Linked DNA regions of Mus musculus: region 2 is linked to region 1. Evidence: chromatin loops called from intact Hi-C (ENCODE). Cell type or tissue: heart. All regions are shown on one strand.

Evidence for each region. Hi-C counts contacts between places; a loop is a spot of excess contacts. Peaks named below come from ENCODE experiments on the same cell type or tissue, not always from the same donor. Only the 100,000 strongest peaks of a DNase experiment are listed, where the experiment ranks them.
Region 2: a loop joins it to region 1, with 4 times the contacts of the local background. A loop is called at or near these places in 5 of 42 quality-filtered maps.

The regions. Positions count from the first base shown.
Region 1 is chr7:80,136,954-80,144,953 of GRCm38, reverse strand. No RefSeq gene overlaps it. Among named protein-coding and RNA genes, the nearest start is that of Gm45202, 14 kb to the left of the region's middle. In heart, CTCF peaks have their summits at 3,985 (motif pointing left) and 5,397; DNase peaks (open chromatin) are centred at 943, 1,413 and 3,863; H3K27ac peaks cover 780 bases; H3K27me3 peaks cover 215 bases.
Region 2 is chr7:80,320,140-80,328,139 of GRCm38, reverse strand. It overlaps Rccd1 (RCC1 domain containing 1), which reads left to right and starts at 3,686. Exons shown (of 9, transcript NM_173445.4): 1 at 3,686-4,390; 2 at 6,797-6,863; 3 at 6,959-7,278; 4 at 7,442-7,838; 5 at 7,927-8,000. The coding sequence starts at 7,110. Unc45a (unc-45 myosin chaperone A) reads left to right here. Exons shown (of 20, transcript NM_133952.2): 16 at 109-222; 17 at 442-557; 18 at 1,714-1,831; 19 at 1,972-2,127; 20 at 2,263-2,848. The coding sequence ends at 2,520. In heart, no CTCF peak of the experiment used is centred here; DNase peaks (open chromatin) are centred at 1,859, 2,669, 3,659, 3,929 and 1 weaker place; H3K4me3 peaks cover 1,801 bases; H3K27ac peaks cover 2,371 bases.

The sequences.
Region 1 (8,000 bases):
GTGTGCTGGATTCCATCTCCAGTATTCTGAAAACTGGGTGTGGTCACCCTCGATTGGAGTCCCAGCAGTTGGGAGGTGGAGGCAGAAGGATCAAAAGTTCAATACCATCCTTCCCAACTCAGGGAGTTTGAGGATAGCCTGGAGTACACGAAATTCCTGTCTCAAAATAAAACAATAGCTGTGTGTGTGCACGATGCACGCCTTTAATCCCCGCACTCAGGAGGCAGAAGCAAGGGTGAACCTCTGTACGTCTGAGGCCAACCTGGTGTCCATAGAAAGCTCCAGACAAGCTAAGGCTATACAGTGAGGCCTTGTCTCAATAATTAAAACAATAATCTGGGACAGAGGCAGGCGGATCTCTGAGTTTGAGGCCAGCCTGGTCTACAGAGTGAGTTCCAGGACAGCCAGGGCTAGACAGAGAAACCCTGTCTCGAAAAACCAAAAAAAAAAAAAAAAAAAAAAAAAAAAACTGGGCCAGTGAAGTGATGAGCACCTTTAATCCCAGCACTTGGGAGGCAGAAGCAGGCGGATCTCTGATCTTCCTCTTGCCTCACCCTCTGGAATGCTGGGAAGGCAGACCCATGCCACCCCATACCCCTCTTTCACCCTTTCAAATGTCCTAGTAGACAATTTAACATCACAGTGAGTCTTGCGCGTTGTGTTTTGTGGGCCGCAGCATCGGGACAATGTCTGGCCTGTCTCAAGCAGGTATACCTGTCAGCTCTTGCCAGCATTCCTGCCTGGCCTGGTGAGCGCTCCTCAGGTGGCGGGTTTCACTGGAAACACTCCTGCCCTCCCTTTTCTTGCCTCTGCTTTGGAGAGGGATCCCTGCAAGGCATCTGTTTCCCTTCCAGGCTTGGCGTGTGTTCTTGTCCTCTGGTTCTTCTTTTTAACTTCCTCCCCGAAACCGCTCCAGATGCACCCTGCCTCAAAAGCTTAGCATTTCTAAAAAAGGTGGGATTTTCCTGCTGTCTCTTCTCCCATTTCTCACCACACCCCACTCGGCTCTGTCTGGCTCCAGGACTCTGCGCCTCAAGCATCTTTCTGATCAGACTGAATCCTTTCTTATCTGAACTTACTGGTCACTTTACCTAAGTCTCTCTGTTTCCTCCTTCAGCCCCGCCCTTCTGAGGTCTGGCCCACTATAGAGAGATGGGACTGCGTTCCAGGGGCTGCCTTATGCACTTTTTCCCCAGCCGGCCCCCCGCCCCGGCCCCCACCCCTGAGGCCGTGGGTCTCCTCTCAGCCTGGCAGCTGGTAGAGAGACGATCTGCATCTCAGCTGTGGCTGCCCACTCATCTGTTTCTCAGGAGACCCACATAGACACCAGATGGCAAGTCTGCAATGTGCTTAGCGGGGTGAGAACAGGTTTTGTTTGGGAAAATATCTCGATCAGCCAGTTGGGCCGAGAAGGGGAAGTGCCAAGGACGCGGTTGAAGAGAGCTGGTTACACACAGGAGGAACTGAGTAGCTGCGTGAAGGACAGCTTGCAAGACAGTGGTGAGAGATCTCAACAACAGGAAAGTCAGAACGGGGGAGATGCAAAACAAGAGAACCCAGCCCAGAGGGTGCCACGATTGGTTTTTACATATATTTATCTATTTTACATGTATGTATGTGTGTGTCCATAGTCTTCTTGTGGAGTGTGGAGGTCAGAGGACAACTTTAGGGAGTCAGTTCTGTCCTACAGAGTGGGTTCTGAGGATGGAACTCAGATTACTGGCTTTGGCAGGAAGTACCATATCACTAACTCACCTCACTGGCCTGGCCCCCCCCCCCCCATCCCCCTCTGTGACTTTTGTTAGTGGGTTGAGTAGGATCTTGCTATGTAGCCAAGACTAGTCTCAAAGTTTCAAACTTTAAGCTTGCAGTCCTCTTGCCACAACTTAAGTTGTTCTCCTGCCCCCAACCACCCCTTCCAGACTGGCTCTCAATTTGTAATCTTGACTATCCTCAAACTTAACTATGTAGCCCTGCCTGGTCTTGAACTCATAGAAGTCCATCTGCCTCACTTTCCCATGTGCTGAGATTAAAGGCATATATTACCATTCCTAGCCTTTTAAATTTATTATATATACTGTAGCTGTCTTCAGACACACCAGAAGAGGGTATCAGATCTCATTACAGATGGTTGTGAGCCACCATGTGGTTTCTGGGAATTGAACTCAGGACCTCTGGAAAAACAATCAGTGCTCTTAACCACGGAAGCATCTCTCCAGCCCGCCACCTGCCATGTATGTGTGTGTATGTGTGTTGCTTTTAACCATTGAGCCATCTCTCTAGCTCCAATTAGCTATGAGTTTTGGATGACTATTTTTGTTGTTGTTTTAACTGTGCAAATATACATAGCAGGCAGGTATCGTGGCAATTACCTTTAATTCCTGAACTCCAGAGTAAAAGACAAGTGGATTAGACAGGTGGACAGCCTATTATAAGTTCAAGGCCAGCCTGAACTACATGGTGAATACCAGGATACCAGGTCATCCAGAGCTGCTACAAAGTGAGACCCTATCTCAAAAACAAACAAACAAACAAACAAACAACCCAGACCCAACAAACAAACAAACAAGCAAACGAGCATTGTTACATACCACACGCCTTTAATCTCAGCACTCCTGAGCCAGAGGCAGGTAGATCTGAGTTCAAGCCCAGCCTGGTCTACAGAGTGAGCTCCAGGACAGCTAGGGCTACACAGAGAAAGAAACTGTCTCGAAAAACCAAATAAATAGGGAATTTGAGTCCCAGCACCCACATGGTGGCTCACAACCACCTGTAACTCTGGTTCCAGCAAATCTGATGCCCTGTTCTGATGTCCCAGGGCACCAAGCACTCATGTGGTACACACACATGCATGGGGATGAAATACTCATACACAAAATAAATAAAACCTCTTTTAAAAAGGAACAACCAAATAAATAAAATAAAATACATATAACATATACTTTACTATTGAAACATTAAATTTTTTTAAATTATCATACAAAGTAATTATGACATTTTCACACATACATACACACACATCCATGCATGCACACATACACAGACACACATCCATTCTGGTTCTTTGCTCTCATTCTTCTCCCTCCTCCAATTTGTCCTCTTCCTCCACACGAACTGTTGCCTTTCTGCTTCCGTGTCCTGTGCACACACAGAATTAAATCTAGGTTTCACATGTGAGAGAAAACGTCCATATTTGTTTCTCGATGTTCGTTATTATCTCTTGCCCCGCCCCGCTTTAGGTCCTGCCTCCCCTCATATATCACCTCTTCTACTGTCATTATATATGTATTCTGCACAGGAGAGAAAACAAGATGTCAGTTTAGGTGTGTTTGTGTGTGTGTTGGGGGCGGGGGAGGGTCAGCTTCCTTACACATCTCAAGTTGGCCTTAAACTCAACTTAAAGGCGAAGCTGACCTTGAACTTCTGAGCCTCCTTCTGGTTCCCAAGTGCTAGGATTGCAGGCTAGAACCATATCTGCTTGGAAGTCTGTTTGTTTGCTTGCTTGTTTTCCTTGTTGTTAACAGTGATCTTTAGTTCCATCCGTTTCCCTGCAGATGACATAATTTCATTCTTCAACGCTGAATGAAAAGCGTGATGACCCCACACTGGGGTTGGTTTGCTTCTGTTGCTTAAGTTTTCAGCCAAAGCTGTGCCTCACCTAAAGAGAGGAAATAACTGAGTTTAGGATGAGCTGGGAGCCAGGGTCGGCCTGGGGAACCTGCAGGTGCTGGGAGGTCAGCTCGGATCCAGTGGCAGGACTCCGGATCACCTCTGCTCATGGGAGAGACTCTTGTTGGATCTTAAAACCCAGCGGGCAGCCACACTACCTGGGCCTTTGTCATAGCGTTTTGTTCTACCAGGCAGAGGAAGGTGAGGCCACCGAGGGGTAGGACTTGGTAGGCTGGGATTTTTGCAAGAACTGATGTGGGGCAGCTCTGGCCTGGGAAGATGAAGGAGCCCGCCCCTCCCTGGGTAGACACTGCCACCTTCTGGCTCTCGGCCCTCAACACTGGTTTTTCTACCGTCCTAAATGCAAAAAATGTAATGAAAATGTAATGAGCTCTCTCACGAGCTCTTGCTCTCTCTCTCTCTCTCTCTCTCTCTCTCTCTCTCTCTCTCTCTCTCTCCCCCCCCCCTCTTCTTTCTTCAAAACAGGATTTCTCTAAGTATTCCTGGCTGCCCTGGGACTCACTCCATAGACAAAACTGGCCTCAAATTCAGAGAACTACTGCATCTGGCTCCCTTACTTTCTGATAACTATTGTCCTGGAAAGTTTTGGCGTTTTTTTTTTTTTTTTTTCTCCCCAAGATTTATTTTCAGTGTGTGTGTGTGTGTGCGCGAGTGCATGCACATGCATGTTGTGTCTATACACTTAAGTGTAGTTGGCCTCATAGGTCAGAAGAGGACATTTGCTCCATAGGAGCTGGGGTTACACTGGCTTGGCTTGGCTTGGCATGGGTGCTGGGAACCAGGCTTTTCTCCTTTGGAAGAGCAGAGGTGCTCTTAACTGCTAGGCCCCTGGTGTTTTTGTCTGTGTGCTGCTTTTTGGTTTGGTTTGGTTTGGTTTTGAGTCAGGGTCTCACCAAGGAACTCAGGTTGGGCTGGAACTTGGCCTTGAATTCACAGAGATCTGCCTGCTTCCTCCTCCTGAGTCCTGGGATTAAAGGTGTGTGCTACCGTGTCCGGCTTATTGATCTCCATTTTTATTTTTTTGTTTGTTACAGACAGAATCTCACTCTCACCAGGAACTCACTATGTAACTGGGACTGGCCAGGAAGTCATGGCAATCCTCCTGTTTGTGTCTCTCAAGTGCAGGCATTAGAGGCATGTTGTTGTACCCTTTAAACACACACAAACTTCTTGTCCACTACAGCTCAATACAGCTGAAAATCAAAACACTCCGATCATTTGACAGTTCCTCACTGGTAGCTTTCCACAACTGTCACTGTTGCTGAGATCCACATAGCTTGGTTTACTTTCCCCTTGCCTGTGTCGGGGCCCCTTGTGGCCCCACTGTGATAGTTACAGGGTGAAGGCCCCTGGAGGCCACAACACAATTGCTGGCTGCCCCATCACCCTTGAGGATTTGTGCTGGGAATTTCCAGCCCACCCTCCTGCTGTTCCTGTTTTTAGGAGGTCCATGGGTTAGCTGTCACTCAGTCTTTGGGTGCTCTCTTTCTCTTCTATAGTTCATTTGCTCCCCCACCCTACCCCCCGGTTTTCCAAGACAGGGTTTCTCTGTGTAGCCCTGCCTGTCTGGGAACTCACTCTGTAGACCAGGCTGGCCTCGAACTCACAGAAATCAGCCTCTGTCTCTGGGTGCTGGAATCCCTGTGCTTCCACCACTGCCTGGCTGACCTCACCATCGTCCTCCAGCAGTGGGCAGACCTTTGCTGCAGCTTAGTCCCCTAACAATCTCTCTGGCCTGGCCTCCTGCTTTGTTTTGCTTCCTTTAACGCTGACCTGATAGCACCTTGGCCACCATCCTCCAGCAGGCACCAGGGGGACACCCAGCTTCCCTTCCTAGTCCCTAGAGTCAAACTGAGCTACATGCTGTCTTGTGTACAAACAGCGAGCCCCAGCTGGGAACCAAGGGGAACATAAATGAGATGTGCTGTGATTTCTATCAAAGTGTTAAATGAGGCAAAGAACACTCCAGGTTAAAAGGTTAAACAGAGGTTTCAGCATCAGCAGCAGTCAATCAAGAGTGAGCTGATTGGACTGGTCATCGCTGAGGCTGTAATTAGGGACACATAGAGATCTTTTCTTTTCTTTTTTTTTTTTTTTTTTTGGTTTTCAAGACAGGGTTTCTCTGTATAGCCCTGGCTGTCCTGGAACTCACTTTGTAGACCAGGCTGGCCTCGAACTCAGAAATCCGCCTGCCTCTGCCTCCCGAGTGCTGGGATTAAAGGTGTGCGCCACCATTAGAGTGTGCACTTCTACTGGGGGACACACTCTCCTGATGACCAGGCGGAAAGGCCTAATCTGGTAAGATTTTCCCCAGCAGTGAGTGCTACTGTGATATATGGTCCAGCTACAGGGTACCCATCTGGAGGACATAAGAAATTGACTATAACTCAGTCAGAGGTTGCAAGGGATACAGAGAGAATCTGTTTATCATCTCCAGTCTTCAAGCTGTCCCCTCGGGCGTCTGAGTGTATGGGTTTGGCACCATATTGCCACATTTGTCTTGAGTCTGGGTTTGTTTTTCTCCATCCCTCTGAGTGCCTCCTGCCTGACCATTTATTCTTTCCACCAGGGACCTGTCTGCTATAAGAGTTTGTCCAAATTCTTCAGGTTGTGAGCTCTTGGCTTAAAGGGACAGGACTATAACCTAACACAGAAATTGGCAGAGACACCATCTGGCAAAGATGCCTTCTGACAGTTAACATTTGTCAAAGATCAAAGTATGTGATCCAGGTTTCATGTTTTCTCAAGTTTGACACTTTGCCTGTCAACCACTCAGCTTTTTAGTTATCCATAAGAACATGACGCAAGTTCAGAGTGAGGAAAAGGTCCCCTTTGTGTCAGAGATAAAAACCCAGCAGGATTCCTGCTAGGTGTACTTGCTTGGTTGATTTTGAGCCACACATTCTTCTGCAGAAATAAAATTTTTTGTTTTGGACTGTGTAGTCCTTTTGCTGGCATCCCAAACCTATTTCTAAAAGGGTGGTGTCTTCTTTCTGTAATCCCAGCACTCTGAGTGATGGGGCAAGAGGATTGGAGCTAGTTCAAGGCCAGCCTGGGCTACAAAGTGAGCTCCTGTCTCAGGAAACCTAACCCAATCCAACCCCAACAACCAATCAACCAGCCAGCTAACAAGAAAAAAACCAAGAAAGAATGAGCCTTTGTAGGCTTAGATTTTTCAAAACCTACTTTAATAAGGGTTCTTAAATGCTTTAATCTCCCTTCTAGCCCACCACCCACCAGAGGTAGTAGAAAGGAAAGGTTAATAGGGTAAAGGAAGATGTGGACCTGTTTAGAAACAGTTTTTTCAAGCAATTCCAATCTTCTTTGTCAGAATATCAGTAGCATAGTTCACACGAATCAGTATCGGTAGCTTGATCTACTTACAACCACCACTTGCCAGTTAGCAATGGAGTTTGATCCAGAAGAAACCTCAAGGCTCTGCCAATTAGCCAGAGTTGGCAGAAATGGCAAAAAGCCACCAGAATATCACAAGAAGTTCTTTGGTGCATTTCTTTCTACGAAGTCAGTGAAGAAGTCAAGTCAAACCAGTGCTACCAATGCCACAGTGTCACCCGTGAAGACCAGCATTGGGACAGCCCAACAAAGGCCAGCAAAGAGTGGCAAGGCGAACCAATACCACAGCATCATCCACTGTCTGTTGGGTTATACTGATATTCTTTCCAAACATCGTGTGTCCTCTCAAGCATCCACTCTAGCAACACATCACATGTCCTTTTCCCAGGCAGCTTCCAGAAAAATAAGATGCATCTGTTCTCAGCAAAACATCCTCCCATGTGTCTGCTTGCAAAAACATCCTCTCACATGTCTGCTTCAGCAAAACATCCTCTTACAAGACAGTTTCCATAAAAACATCACTGACACAACTGAGTCTCCAAAGAAACTAGAAATTTTCACTTCAATCCTTGGCATTGTCTAGGGAGGCTCTGTAGTACCATGAGGGTAGGGGTAGCAGCCGGTGGGAGGCTGTAGCTTCCTGGATACCGCTTCTTCCGGTAAAAACATGGTGTGTACTATGCTGCTCATCCTCCATGGGCCCTATCTTCACTTCTCTGGCTTCCAGTTCTGTTGACCACTCCATGTTTCCTGTCTAGAAAGTTTTTTCCTTCCTCTACAGAATGGACTTATCAACCATGTACCCCTAGCATCCAGTTTCTCCTTTGTCTTTGGTCTTCATGCCACCTGCTCCCTGTGGAGGCAGAAGGCATCATAGATTGGCTTCAAGGAGGTTGCACTTGGAGAGGCCAGAAAGGGAGCCAGGCATTCACCTACAGAGCATCATTATTGCTTAG
Region 2 (8,000 bases), 180 kb before region 1:
CAAGGAGAGAGTTGGGGGGCTGGGGGAGAGTGCAGTAAGGATCGATGGCTTGGACCTTGTGCTCCCGGGGCCAGCCTGGGTGCTGACAGGGCTGGGGTCGTTTGACAGGCTCTGCTCCCCCTGGCTCTGGAAGGCACTGATGTTGGGCAGACCAAGGCCGCCCAGGCTCTTGCCAAGCTGACCATTACCTCCAACCCAGAGATGACCTTTCCTGGCGAGCGGGTATGTGTCTCCTTGCTCTGACTGTGGACCCCCCCCCCCCCGTTTCCTCATTATGCCCTGAGGAGCCCTGGCCTGGGCCCCTTCTCATGACCATCAGGAAGTGGCAGTTTTGCTGAGTCCTGGGGTAGGAAGAGACAGCCATAGAGCCACTGTCTTGGGTGGGCTCCCTGCTGGGGTCTTGGGATTGGGTGAACACTGATAGGTGCAGTTCTATCACAGATCTACGAAGTAGTCCGGCCCCTTGTCTCTCTGCTGCACCTCAGCTGCTCAGGACTGCAGAACTTTGAGGCCCTCATGGCCCTAACAAACCTGGCAGGGATCAGTGAGAGGCTCAGGTAAGGACCCGCTGGGAGCCTGGTATGGGGATTTGGGGGAGCCTCACTCACTCACTCTGTAGTTTGGAAGCCAGTTCCTGGTCACTCTTTGTGCCTCACAATGACTCCTCTGCAGCCTACAGATGAAGAGTCATGCCAGGGGAGGCAGGGTGAAGCTCTGGGGCCCCGACTTTACCCTCTATTTCCTTCTCTCCCCAGGCTGCTGACACTCAGTGGCTCATGGTATAATCCTAAGAAAGCTTTTAAGTCCTTCTGCCTCAGTTTCTTCTCTGTGAGTTAGTTATTTAACCCGTGAAGTAGGAGCGTGGAGAGCTGGCTGAGAAAATGCTTGTAAAACTCTTTATCAGGCACAAGTGGGTGTTGTGGCTCATGCCAAGGGAGGAAGAGTTCTTGGCTGTGAGTTCTAGGCCAGGCTAGGTTATAATCTGTTTCAAAAGCCACCTCCCTGACCTCTCCTGAAAGCCATTAGTTCATAGTATCTGGCCCTGGCAGTAGTCACAGTGAACATTTATTAGCTGTTAGTACTAATTGTGACCTTGAATACATCACTCACCACGCGGCCCAGTTTCTGCTTTGGCTAAATAGTGACGGTAGCCACCTCTGCACTCTACATTAAGGAAGGTAATTCAAGCATGGGGTTATGATGAGTACCAGGTGAAATAGTTCAAGCGGCTCGGACAGGTTCAGTGCGCAAACGGTTGATGTTTACAGAGCCGTCTTCATAACCACCCTGCTTTGCTAACTTCCGGGATGCTTAACAACCCCATGCTGGGGCTGGAGAGATGGCTCAGCGGTTGAGAGCACCGACTGCTCTTCCGAAGGTCCTGAGTTCAAATCCCAGCAACCACATGGTGGCTCACAACCATCTGTAACCAGATCTGATGCCCTCTTCTGGGTGTCTGAAGACAGCTACAGTGTACTTACATATAATGAATAAATAAATCTCTTAAAAAACAAACAAACAAACAACCCAACCCCATGCTGTTTCCTGCCAGGCCAGAAGGCTAGAAAGCACTGCAGTTCCTAACCAGCACAGCAGAGTCTTTGGGCATTGCTAGGGGAGCACCTGAGCTCAGGGCTCAGCCACCCGGGATAGGGCGGCACCTATGGATATGGAGACTCTGGTCATACGTGTCCTTCCACCTTCACCCCGCAGGCAGAAGATCCTGAAGGAGAAGGCTGTGCCCATGATTGAGGGCTACATGTTTGAGGAGCATGAGATGATCCGCCGCGCAGCTACCGAGTGCATGTGTAACTTAGCCATGAGCAAAGAGGTGAGCGTTGGTCTGGCCGGTCGCCATGACTGACAGGTGCCGGGGTTGGTCCGGTGGTTGCCATGACAGGTACCAGCAGCCCTGCCCTTCGGCTAGGCTTTGAACCCCGGTAGCATGGTCCTTGCCTCCATCTGTCCCAGGTGCAAGATCTCTTCGAGGCCCAGGGCAATGACCGGCTGAAGCTGCTGGTGCTGTACAGCGGCGAGGATGATGAGCTGCTGCGGAGGGCGGCTGCTGGGGGCCTGGCCATGCTCACCTCCATGCGGCCCGCACTCTGCAGTCGTATCCCTCAAGTGGTGAGTACCTGGTCTGGGCGGGGGAGGCTGAAGGAGCTAGCAGTTCCCTACATGGTGGTATGGCTGTTGTGTCGGGGAGTTCCTAGAGCGTAGATGTGGTTTCTGCCAGTCTTCACATCCGCCCGTTTCCTACAGACCACACACTGGCTGGAGATCTTGCAGGCCCTGCTCCTCAGCCCCAACCAGGAGCTGCAGCACCGGGGCACCGTGGTGGTGCTGAACATGATGCAGTCTTCGAAGGAGATCGCCGGCACCCTGATGGAGAGTGAGGTCCTGGAGATCCTGTCAGTGTTGGCCAAGGGCGAGGAGAGCCCAGTCACCAGGGCTGCCGCAGCCTGCCTGGAGAAAGCAGTGGAATATAGACTCATCCAACCCAACCAGGACGGAGAGTGACGATCGGCCCGGGGCCCACAGCTCACGCATCTGTCACCCTTCACAGCTCTGAGTCAGCACTGGGATGCTCGATACTTGCCTCGCCTCCACAGCTGCCACAGTTGCACTTTGGTGTTCTCAGGACACACAGCATACAGCCCTGCCCTGCCAGCACTCAGGAGGGCCCTGTCTGTACTGTAGAGAGCTGAGGCTGGGGGACGTACATCCCATTCAAGCCTGAGGATTATGGGCATCAAGAAGGAAGGACACAACAGCATCCTCACATGCTGGGAGCATCATCAGAGCCTGCCAGCAGGCTCACCCCGCTAATAAATTCTGTGGAACTAAAGCATCTGTTTGTTGTTGTAGGCGGGGCTGCTGAGGGTGGGACACTCAGGAGCAACAGCTGGACATCAGCAAAGTGTGCTGTAGAGCGCTGTTGCTGTAACAGAAGGAAGCCAGTGGGCCCATGGAGAACCTTTGTAGACAAGGCCTTAATATGGGTAGGACAGGCTGGCTTCAAACTGATAATCCTTTCTCAACCGTTAAGAGTTGTAGGAATTACAAGTGCCAACACCCACGCTGGTTTCTTTCTAAATCCTGGTGAGTTAGCCTAAAGCTTAGGAAGCTGATCAAATTTCAGTGTCTTTTTTTTTTTTTTTTTTTTTGTTTGTTTGTTTGGTTGGTTTTTTCTTTTTCTTTCTTTCTTTTTTTTTTTTTTTTTGGTTTTTTTTCGAGACAGGGTTTCTCTGTATAGCCCTGGCTGTCCTGGAGCTCACTTTGTAGACCAGGCTGGCCTCGAACTCAGAAATCCGCCTGCCTGTGCCTCCCGAATGCTGGGATTAAAGGCGTGCGCCACCACTGCCCAGCTTTTTTTTTTTTTTTTTTTTTCAGTGTCGTTTTTTTATGCTGGTCCTTGGATACATTTGTCATGATATTGTGAGTTTTCTGTGATCTCTACCCAGTCTGTGTTTGGAATTTGGGGTCAGTGTGCGCTTCCCTCGGGGAAAATACATTTTTCTGTAACTCTGCCAGGTTGAAGGAGAAACAGGACTCAAATAGATTCCCTATATGGCTAGGAACACCGGTTTCTTAGAGGCTGGAGTCCAGGCTTGGCACTCATTGGCTCAGTACAAGTAAGTGACAGAGCCTGGGCCAATCAGTGAAGGCACTAGTACTACAGCTTCCTGTTTGGCCCTCAGTCCTGCGCTTGTTCAGTAGTGAACGACCTCCTTCCTTGTTCAAAGGGAATGGAGGGTGTCAGGGCTTGGTCTTCGCCCGCCGTTTCCCTCGGATCGTCAAGAGTATCCATTCATTCAGTGGTTCCAACCGCGTCCACTGCTGTTGGCGCGCACAGGAGACTTCAGCCTACTGCCTGGTGGCAGGTAACCCGGCGCATGTGTGCCGGTCAGGCGCGCCCCAGTGGTGACGTCACCGCTCGTGCCTGCGATTGGCTCCGAAAAGCTGGCGCACCGAATGACCGCGTTGCTTGGCGCGGAGGCCCTTAAAAAGTGCTTTACTCCGCCGGCCATCTGTTCCCCGAGCCATACATTACTATGCGCTGCTCACTTTCAAGGTTTCCTGCTTAAAGGGCTTTCCTGATGAGTTGAGGGTACAGGCTAATGGGAAGATGAAAGATTCCTTTGGTTGGGGATCCAGGAGCTGTAGTCTCAGATCTGACTTAAGAGGCTCGAGAGTGTCTGTAAAATTCTGATCCATTCGAGTGAAGTGGCGTTGCATTTTGAACCGCGCGACTGTCTCCCAATTTCAGCCTGAGCTCCCTGGGACCCATAGTCATCACATTAAGTCAAAGGAAAGGCGCAGCAAAGACTTCTTGAATAAACGACCGAGTAAGGTCCAGTGGAAATTGTCCAAATGCCTCTGAAACCCGGTAAGAGCCAATGGTCATTTTCGTCGTTAAATTCTACTGTGTAAACTAAGCTAGGACTGTTTACACTTAAATTTTGATTTGTATTTATTGCAAACAGTTCTGCTAGGTAGATACAAGCAGTGCTGTCCCCACTCGCCTTGTAAAACTGAAGTTGTGCAATAGGATCCAGGTGCACAGGCACGCCCACCTAGGTCCCAGGTGTTTATTCTTCTTGTTGGGACGAGGCTTATAAATCCATAGGACACGGCTCAGCTCCACACTTGCTGTGTGATTGGGAGTCTAGAGAAAAATGGAGTCAATTTGAATGGAGACTCGGGGTTAAAGTTCTCAAGGCTAAGAGACTGGAGCTGTGGGCCTCAGATCCTAGTGTTGTATCTGATCTCCCACGTACATGCCTCACAGTTCCCTTGTGGTAATAGAAATAAGTTCTGGGTTGCAAAGAAAGAGACCACTGTTAAGGCCTAGATGGAAGGTTAAGGCCTAGGTAACCGTTACCTGGACAGCCTGCCATTATAAAGAAACTTTCTCATGTTTGTGCTGTTCCTAAGGAACTTTCTAATGCTAAGATTGATTATATAGTTATGTTCTGTGCCCTTGAAACCAATCACGATAGAAGTCAGTAGAACGACTTTGTATAGTTACCCTTGGACCCGAAACAACCACCCTGCAGCACTTTCTGCACCTGTGTATAAGCTTTTATAGTGTAAGCTGCCCCTGGGATGGGCCCCAAGGTAAGAGAGTCACCTGAGCCAATATAAGGAACTATTTGGAATAAGACTTTCATTTTGGCTGGGCAGTGGTGGTGCACGCCTTTAATCCCAGCAGTTGGGCGGCAGAGGATTTTAGAGTTTGAGGCCAGCCTGGTCTACAAAGTGAGTTCCAGGACAGCTAGGGCTATATAGAGAAACCCTGTCTTGAAACAAACAAACAAAAAAAGACTTCCATTTTGAGTAGGGGCCAAGTAGAGTTTAAATTCTCAAGACCTCCCTGAGAACTGACATCCTATTTTGCAGAAAGAAACATGTGTGTGGGTAACTAATCCTGGTAGACAAGTTAAGATATGAATATTGAACAAGAAAGAGAAGAAAGAAAAAAAAAAAACAAAAAGAAAAAAAAACAACAAAAAAAAACAAAAAGAAAAAAAAAGATATGAATATTGAACAGTGCACATCCTCTGCTACAGCTGAACACCCCAACCAATGGGAGCAGGATAAGTGTACAACAAAGACCTGCACCCACAAAGTAGCTCACAGCTGTCTCTAAGTCCCGTTCCAGGGCATCCTAAACCCATACACAGACACACATGCAGGCAAAAAAGCATGCACAGAAAATAAAATAATAAAATAAGGAATACCATGCCCCAAATTGGGTAGTCGTGTAAGACTTAGTCCATGGAAATTAAGGAGGAAAGAGAAAAGGGTCACTGGTCATTGGACTTTGAGAAAACACAGGGTTTACTGGTGTGTGTGTGTGCAACATTTTCAAAATAGTCTTACAAGGGACAGGGAGATAAAGATCTAGACACCAGGCCAGCTAGAGAAGTACTGGCACATGCCTTTGATCTCCACAATCAGAAGGCAGCGATGGGGCGATCTTTGTGAGTTTGAAGCCAGCCTGTTCTACATAGTGAGTTCCAGGACAGCAAGGGCTTGTGTAGAGAGACCCTGCCTCACATTAAAAGGGTGTGGGGAAGCTTAGTGGTGAAGGGCACTGCTGTTCTTGCGGAAGACCTGGGTTCAGGTCTAGCACCCACATGATGGCTCACACTCCAGTACCAGAGGGTCTGATGCCCTCTTCTGCCCTTTAGTAACACCAGACACAAACATGGTGCACAGACAGACATGCAGGAAAAACATCTCTACACATATTGTAAAATAAATCTTTTATTTTATTATTTTATTTTCTGTGCATGCTTTTTTGCCTGCATGTGTGTCTGTGTATGGGTGTAGGATGCCCTGGAACGGGACTTAGAGACAGCTGTGAGCTGCTTTGTGGGTGCTGGGAATTGAACCTGGGTCCTCTGGAAGAGCAGCCAATGTTCTTAACCACTGAGTCGTCTCTCCAGTCCAAAATAATAAATCCTTTTTTTTTTAACCACTTCTTTTTTTAAAACCATTTTAAAAAAAAAGCTATTTATTTGTTTTATGTGTTTGAGTACACTGTAACTGTCTTCAGACACCAGAAGAGGGCATTGGATCCCATTGCATATTGATTGTGAGCCACCATGTGGTTGCTGGGAATTGAACTCAGGACCTCTGGAAGAACAGTCAGTGCTCTTAACCGCTGAGATGTCTCTCCAGCCCCACCCCACCCCCCAACCCCAAATAATAAATCTTAAAAAAAATTTTTTTTCTTGCCTTGAATACAAGTTTGACTTAAAAGACACATACTTAATATTTCTTACAGCTGTACGCTGGATTTGAGCCAAAAGTAGAAGTGGTCAGCTGCAGACAGTTCAGCAGTCAAAAATCTGGTAGGACCTTTGGCCAAAGCTCTGCTCCGTGGACAGTAGTGGGATGGACTCCGTTTGCCCGGTGATTAGGATGGCATACTGTCTCTATTTTACAGGTAGTGCAACTTCAGCCCCCTGGAAGGCAGGATTTGCCAGCGTTCCTAAGGTGTCCTGTTTGCAAGAGTCTCCTTGGTTTGCAACCTTAATCTTGCATCCCTTAATCCACACCACAGCCAAGTGTCCACCCACAGAGGGCTCAACCTGGACATGGCCGAGAAACGGCACGGAGCCTGGTTCGGCTTTGGTTTCTGTGGCTTCGGGCAAGCGCTGGGTTCTGGGAACAGCCACCATTCAGTGTACAGTCCTGAACCACTGCATGCCAGTGATGATATTTGCCAAGTGAGCGCAGGCTGGAGCTACACTGCCCTGGTGACCCGTGAGTGCCCTCACAATCCCAACTCCAGACCTGTATCATGTATACCTGCCCAACCCTCCTAACATGCCAGTCCAGAAATACCCAACACCCGTACACCCTTACTCGGGCAGCCTCGAGCTTCCCAGGTCCATGGCATGCGTCCCTCCCAACTCTGCCCACACAGGTGGAGGCCGGGTGGAATTGTCAGGTTCTGTGAGCGGTGCAGCAGACGGCTGCAGGGACGTGTGGGCTTCGGAGGAACTCCTGGTGCTGCTACGCAACAAGGGCGGCTCCAGCACGGAAGTGCAGGCCTGGGTACCAGGTTCTGCGTTACAGGGGGAGCCCCTCTGGGTCCAGAACTTGGTTTCTGGGGCAAAGGGCCAAGGGGAAGATGAACCCAGCAGGGAGTCTAGGATGGGGACCCTGCCGTTGCTACCCTGCGCCCGTGCCTATGTGACCCCAGAACCACCCTTCTGCCAGCCTCTGGCCCCAGAGCTGCGGGTCCGCCAGCTGGAGCTGGGAGCTGAGCATGTGCTGCTGTTGTGCGCAGCTGGCCAGGTGTTCTCCTGGGGTGCGGGCAGGTGAGGACCGGCTGGTTGTGACGTGGCGGAGCTCAAGGAGAGGCTCTCTTGGATGGACCTGTAGCTGATTAGGGACGCCTTTGATCAGGCATGGACAGCTGGGCCACGGGACTCTGGAGGCAGAACTAGAGCCAAGACTGTTGGAGGCACTGCAGGGCCTGC